2 separate regions of the Mus musculus genome follow, and region 2 is linked to region 1. Evidence: chromatin contacts called from ENCODE Hi-C or POLR2A ChIA-PET data. All regions are on one chromosome and are shown on one strand. The core of a region is the stretch at or near the end of the contact, and the rest is flanking DNA. Distances in the headings are between cores, read along the strand shown. Region 1 holds the start of Mgme1 (mitochondrial genome maintenance exonuclease 1). Region 2 holds the start of Dzank1 (double zinc ribbon and ankyrin repeat domains 1).

Region 1 (2,959 bases), core at 382-2,881:
AAAAAGGAGGAAAAAAAGAGCCACCAGGGCCTCTCCTGCCCCTAGTACCTATTATATATGCCAGGGGAGAGAAACTAATTCTTCTAATGTAAAAGAAATAAAACACCTCGCACAAAGCTCTATTTCAATACAATACCCTTGTTGGAACAATCCAACTGGTTGGTGCGCCAGAGACCGGTATTTACTTACTAGATAAAAAGTTTGCGCCGGACGTGGTGGCGTATGCCTTTAATCCCAGCACTTGGGAGACGGATTTCTGAGTTCGAGGCCAGCCTGGTCTACAAAGTGAGTTCCAGGACAGCCGGGGATATACAGAGAAACTGTCTCGAAAAACAAAAACAAAAACAAAAAAAAAAATGTTTGCCCATTCAAAGGTACTTAAAATGAAATCTTAATTCAGCTCTTATTAAAATCTAAGAGCTCCCATATTACTGACGATTTTGTCCACAAAACTGACTCATAACCTACCTGTGCGGTGGAAAATTCAAGTTTAAAGAGCCAATAAAAGTAGAATCCTTTATTGCCCGTATAGCAATCCCTGTTTATTGCATTAGTCCTCAAGATATTTGCAGCCCGAGGGTTATATCAACACACAGGATTTACTAAAAATTACAACTCCCACGAGGACACATTTAGCGTTCCCAAGTTGCAAAAACCATGCTACATACAGATACTCGTTAGAAATCTCCCCACTATTTTAAACGAAAAGGCCATTTTCTTAAAAGGAGATAGGAATAGCAAACGAAACTTTGATCCACTTTCCAATTACCATGTAGTCGATTTAAGTTTTAGGAGCAAAAGAAAAAAGAAAAAAAAAAAAACCACGCTCCTAAGGGCTTCAGAGGATTAGCCTCAGTCGAATGACTGGCAGAGCGTCGGTCAGCTTCCCACCGAGAGCTCAAGAAGTGGGGTCCCACTTGTCTGGGTCTCCTTGGTCAGAGAATGAGCGTGCAGAGACACCCCGTTGGAAAGCCATCTCTAAAGGGGTGGTTGAGGGAAAACCTCGGGATCTTGCTGGGGTCCGAGCCCCAGAGAAGATCCACCCAGCCCAAGGAGGCCGGCGGGAACCTCCAGCCCAGGTAGCGAGCGAGGAAGGGATCTCACCTTGCTGCGGTCCTCCTCCTGCTGCTCCAGCAACTCGGGAACCGCGGCCATGGCGACGCGGGCCTCGAGCAGGGGCCGTGTGGCTGTGCGAGGAAAGAAGAGGCTGGGCCGCCGCCGGGGCGCCTTTCAGGGGCGGCCGCGGCCCCGCCTCCGCCGGCCTCCTTGCCGGACGGCGGCTGGAGGCCGCGGGACTCCGCCACCATCCCAGCAGCCCCGGGCGCAGGCCAGCGAGCGGCACGCCACGTGCTCCCCCAGTGCGGCCTCCCCCGTCCCCGCGGCCGTCCATCTTGGAGCCGGGCAATAGAAGCTACGCGGGGAGCCTACCCTCGCTCCGCGCCACGCGGACACCAGCACCGGAGGGCCGCGACGGGAACGCGGGCTCCGAACCCTCCGCCGGCGAGGCACGCCTCGAGAAAGGACGCGCACCGCGGCCCGGGCAATTTATGGCTCAGCCAGAGTCCAAGATGGCGAGCGGCGGTGACGTGCGCGAGATCTCGTGAGCGCGACAACGCGCGGCTTGACGGCGCCCGCGCTTCTGCTTCGGGGGCGTGGAGGGGATGGCGCCTCACAGGTGCGACGGGAACGCCGTAGTGCATGCTGGGGCCGCCTCGCTTTGGGAAAGCGCGGGACCGATGAAAGTACGGGTCCCGAGAGGGTTGTTTGCGGGCTGGGTGTTACAGCGTGGTGGCATCTCAGGTACAGCTAGAACCCTGCCGCTGACCGACCTTCTATTTAAATACTCTCTTCCCTATCCAAACTCGGGCACGAAGGGCCACGCTTGTCCTGTCGCAGCCATGGGAGACACCTGCAGAGATCATTTTCTGGAATTAACGTTGGATGGGCTGTGCAGACCCACTTGCGACATGTCCCGAGTCTGGACCACGAGGTCACAGTAGCACCCACTTTTTAAAGGGCGGCGTGAGGAATAGATGAGCGATGCCCATACAGAATATTTAGTAAGAGTTTGGTATGTAGATGTAGGTGTTTAACTGTTAATTAAGACTTGTGAATTTGTTGGGGGGGGGCAGATTGTAGTTGTTTTGTTTCTAGAGACAAAGCCAAGCTAACCCAAAATCTCAATTTCATACTGCCTCAGCCACCCAAGTAACTTAAGTTTCCTGGTCTATGCCTCCAGGCCTTGTCACATTCAGATTTAAGGTGTCATATCCGAAACGGCCAACACATTAACATTGAACAAAAGCCACTTACAATTTTCATGAATCTTACTTGGGAATGATTTTCTCTTTTTTTTTGGAAACGTCAAAAGTTTAGTGTATGCACTTTTAATGTTCTTGTGGGTTTTTTTGTTTTTGTTTTTTGGTTTTTTGAGTCAGGGTTTCTCTGTGTAGCCCTGGCTGTCCTGGAACTCACTTTGTAGACCAGGCTGGCCTCTAACTCAGAAATCCACCTGCCTCTGCCTCCCAAGTGCTGGGATCAAAGGCGTGCGCCACCACACCCGGCTCTTGTGTGATTTTCAATTTGATGGTTTTAATATAGAAAATGTCTTAAACCTAACACCACTTTTTTTTTTTTTTCAGATACGAACAGAACACACTTTTAAACTTTCCAGACTAGAGAAAAGTTAGAGGGGCGAAGTCTAAAAATGAAACTGCCTCTGACCTTCTGCAGGCTGCTTAGCAGGTTAAACAGATTTTCTGTAAAAGCAAGCCCTCCTGTGAGTTTCTCCACTTTCTCTTATTTGTGTAGCCAGAAGAAGAAAAACTCTTACGAAGCAGTAGACCAAGCGAAGTACTCTCGTTTAGTACGCTCTGTCTTGTCCAGAGGCCCGGCCCAGACTCCAGAGTCGTTGTTCAAGGAAGATGATGTACTGTATGGACCAGTGAGTAAGCATAAG
Region 2 (3,114 bases), core at 31-2,530, 260 kb after region 1:
CAGGTAACTCTGCACGTAGCATGAATTACTTAGAGCCAAATCTTAAAAGAGGTTCTAACCCCCCACAGTCTCACCTTTGCAAACCACTGCAGTGTATTGTATTTTGGAAAATATACTGCAAAGACTGCAGAGCATCAGCTCTCAATAGAAAGGAAGTTGACATGGATATAAACCCACAACCATCATTTCCTATTAGCTCTGCTATTTTGTAAATAACTAGCAGGGCAGAAACCTTATGGGTCTTTTCTTTGAGGTGGGGAGGAGTCCTCTTAATCCAGTATTTGCAACTTGCACTGTAGCTTCAACGATTGTGGCTACATTATTATTCAATTATAATGTACATATTCATCTCACTTTTATAATCAACATTTTGCATCCTCATTTCGCCCCCCGCTCCCCCGAGACAGGGTTTCTCCGTGTAACAGCCCTAGCTGTTATGGAGCTCTACCTGTAGACCAAGCTGGCCTCCAACTCACAGAGATCCACCTGCTTCTGACTCCCAAGTGCTGGGATTAAAGGAATGAGACACCATGCCTGGCTTACAATTTTTCATGTAACAATTTGTTGTTCAGTGGTGAGGTCATTTTTTTTTAAATGGTAGTTGGAATTCTGATCATGTTGCTGTGAACATGTTTGCGTTTTGACATATCTTGTTCTGGAAAGCGAGATAATTAGAATTAAAAGACGAATTTAATGCCTTTTTGGATTCTTCCAGATTGAGGACCAAGAATAAAAACTACAGGTATCTGACCCTTCAGAAATGACGCTGGATGTAGAGGGATTCGCCTACCTTCACATTTCCCTTCGAGTGAGAGTCAGCTAAAATAAAGATAGCTGAAAACTAGATTCTAAATAAACACCGTTGGTTCGAGACTGAAGTGCTCACGGTTAGCTATTAGCTGCTCTTGGAAACCTGGGGTGGTCACTGGACCTCACAGGAAGGAGACAGAGATGGCTGATTCGCTAGGTCCACACCGCAGCCTGGTGTCAGTGTCATGCCACCAGCATCTCCCAACATCCTGCACCTGAACCATCTCCTCGCTGCCCAAACCAGGACCCAGACCCTGCGTCATGCCCTCGGCCTCGCGAGGCAGTCAGAGATGCCTAATTCCCTCCCAACCCAGTGAGAGATGCCCTTCTCCTCACCCTTCTCCAGCCTCAAGGACAGAGATTAAGGACCCCCGACGCAGCACCGCCGCCGCCAACCCGTTGTCAGGTTTCTCACGGTCTCACCACAGCTCCTCCGCTGCAGCTTGCGTTTCCACAGACGCTGCGAACCGCGCCCCGCCCATCGGGAGCCGAGCAGATGATTGGCAGGGAAATCGACATCCTAGCAACCAGCCCCGCCCTTGTCTCTGGCTGCAGCCTCCGTCTGGTACCCGCCTCCAGATCCTTCTGCGACACTTTCTTGTAGGTGTCCAAGAATATGCCTTCTCGGCGGCTGGAAGAGGCTGAAGGGTGCGTACTGGAGCCAGAGGCTCTTGTCCGACAAGCACTGAAATTTGAGACAACGGAAGGGAGTCGCTGTGGCGACCCTGCCGAGCAAGGCGGAGCAGGCACAGCACGGGCGCCCCAAGCCGATCCGATGAAGAAGGCCCAGCGCGACCGGATGAAGAAGGTCCCTCGCCTCTCTCTCAAGCCTCGGTCCCCGGCGCGCGCCTCCACCGGTTCCCGAGACTTCCAGCGCGCTCCGAGGGGCCACTTTTCCTCTAGTCTCGAAAACTGCCCTCATGGCGGAGGTGAAGGTCAAGGTGCAGCCGCCGGACGCGGATCCGGTGGAGATAGAAAACAGGTACTGCAATAAAGCTAGGCTCCCGACGCTAAGCGAGCAGTCAGCTGGGTAGCGGGACCCCCTTCTCTCTCAGTCCCGCGGGGAGAGGCTGGGGTAGACTGGTCGAGCACGCGGGAGCGGGGTTGCCGGGTGTCTGGGCGACCCCCCCGCCCCGATTAGGGAGAGTAGAACTCTTCAGAAGCTCTAGAGCAGCGGGACAGCTTGAAACGTTGTGGAACTGGGTTCTCCGGGATTCTATTAGAGCACTTGGAACGTGACAGCAGCCAGGGCCAGAAGAGAGACCTGCATTTTCCCTGTAGTTCTTGGACATGTGTTCGAATCCAGGATTGCCCGGTTGCCAAGGGAAGTTCTATAAGAGAACGTTGGGGCCAAATGAGGGTTCAGTTTGTGATTACAAAGGACCATTGAGCCAAGTAGGTTCAGTGAGTGCCTTAACTCCCGTAGTGCACATGTGTTTCTAGGTTATAATGTATTTAAAAGACGACTTTCTCAACATTATTATTGTGGATAATAAGTTTATTACACCTCCAAACAAATTAATCCCTCCAGTTTGTTTGGAGGGGATAATTCTCAAGACTCCAGTTATGGTGAATCACTATGCTGCCCCCCACCCCCACCCCCGAATATTCTATTTGCTTTCTGCCCACAGACCTTGGAGTCACTTTGCTGTACTTATTCCCATTGACAACATTGAGCTTTTTAGCTTGACTATCGTGTATCTTCCTTATTTGCCTTTAAAAGCAAGCAAACATAAACCATTTATACCGTTGTTCCTAGAATTATAGAATTATGCCACCAGTTCCCTCATGGAATCACAGATCAAGTAATTCAGAACGAAATGCCTCACATTGAAGCCCAGCAGCGGGCAGTGGCCATCAATAGACTGTTATCCATGGTAAGGTGAAGTCAACCAATTCATGTAATTTGTTGTATATTCTGGTTTTCATTGCTTCCTGTCATATCGTTGTGATGGCTAACCTTATGTGTCAGCTTGGCTGGGCTCTGAGATCCTAGATATCTGCCTGTTTGCTGTTTCTGGGATGTTCTAGAATGTGGTATTTGAACTGATGTGCTGACTGTAGGCAGTGAATGGGCACCATCCAATTTAGTATCAGCCTAAGCCAAAGACATGGAGGACACAGGAACTTGCCCCAGCCCACTCTGAGCCCCAGGGCCAGCCTTCTGCCTTCACCACTCTGTCCTTAGACTTTCGGATCCCATCTATACCATTGACTTCCCATCACCGAGGTTAATGCATCCGGTCTGTGCCATTGATCTGTGCCGCTGGCCTTCTCTAGTCTCCAGCTTGCAGGAGACGTACA

Evidence for each region. Hi-C counts contacts between places; a loop is a spot of excess contacts on that map. ChIA-PET counts read pairs that join two places held with the same protein, here RNA polymerase II (POLR2A).
Region 2: a loop to region 1 is called in a map of regulatory T cell, with 4 times the contacts of the local background. The contact joins the promoter of Dzank1 here to the promoter of Mgme1 in region 1. A Hi-C loop is called at or near these places in 1 of 37 maps with a recorded cell type or tissue (regulatory T cell). POLR2A ChIA-PET finds 5 or more read pairs at or near these places in 1 of 5 experiments (embryonic stem cell).

What each region holds. Positions count from the first base shown.
Region 1 is chr2:144,269,273-144,272,231 of GRCm38, forward strand. It overlaps Mgme1 (mitochondrial genome maintenance exonuclease 1), which reads left to right and starts at 1,632. Exons shown (of 5, transcript NM_028984.5): 1 at 1,632-1,800; 2 at 2,643-2,959. The coding sequence starts at 2,708. It overlaps Snx5 (sorting nexin 5), which reads right to left and starts at 1,630. Exons shown (of 14, transcript NM_001199188.1): 1 at 1,429-1,630; 2 at 1,105-1,187. The coding sequence starts at 1,155.
Region 2 is chr2:144,526,134-144,529,247 of GRCm38, forward strand. Dzank1 (double zinc ribbon and ankyrin repeat domains 1) reads right to left here and starts at 1,281. Exons shown (of 21, transcript NM_172859.3): 1 at 1,147-1,281. Polr3f (polymerase (RNA) III (DNA directed) polypeptide F) reads left to right here and starts at 1,612. Exons shown (of 9, transcript NM_029763.3): 1 at 1,612-1,792; 2 at 2,570-2,687. The coding sequence starts at 1,731.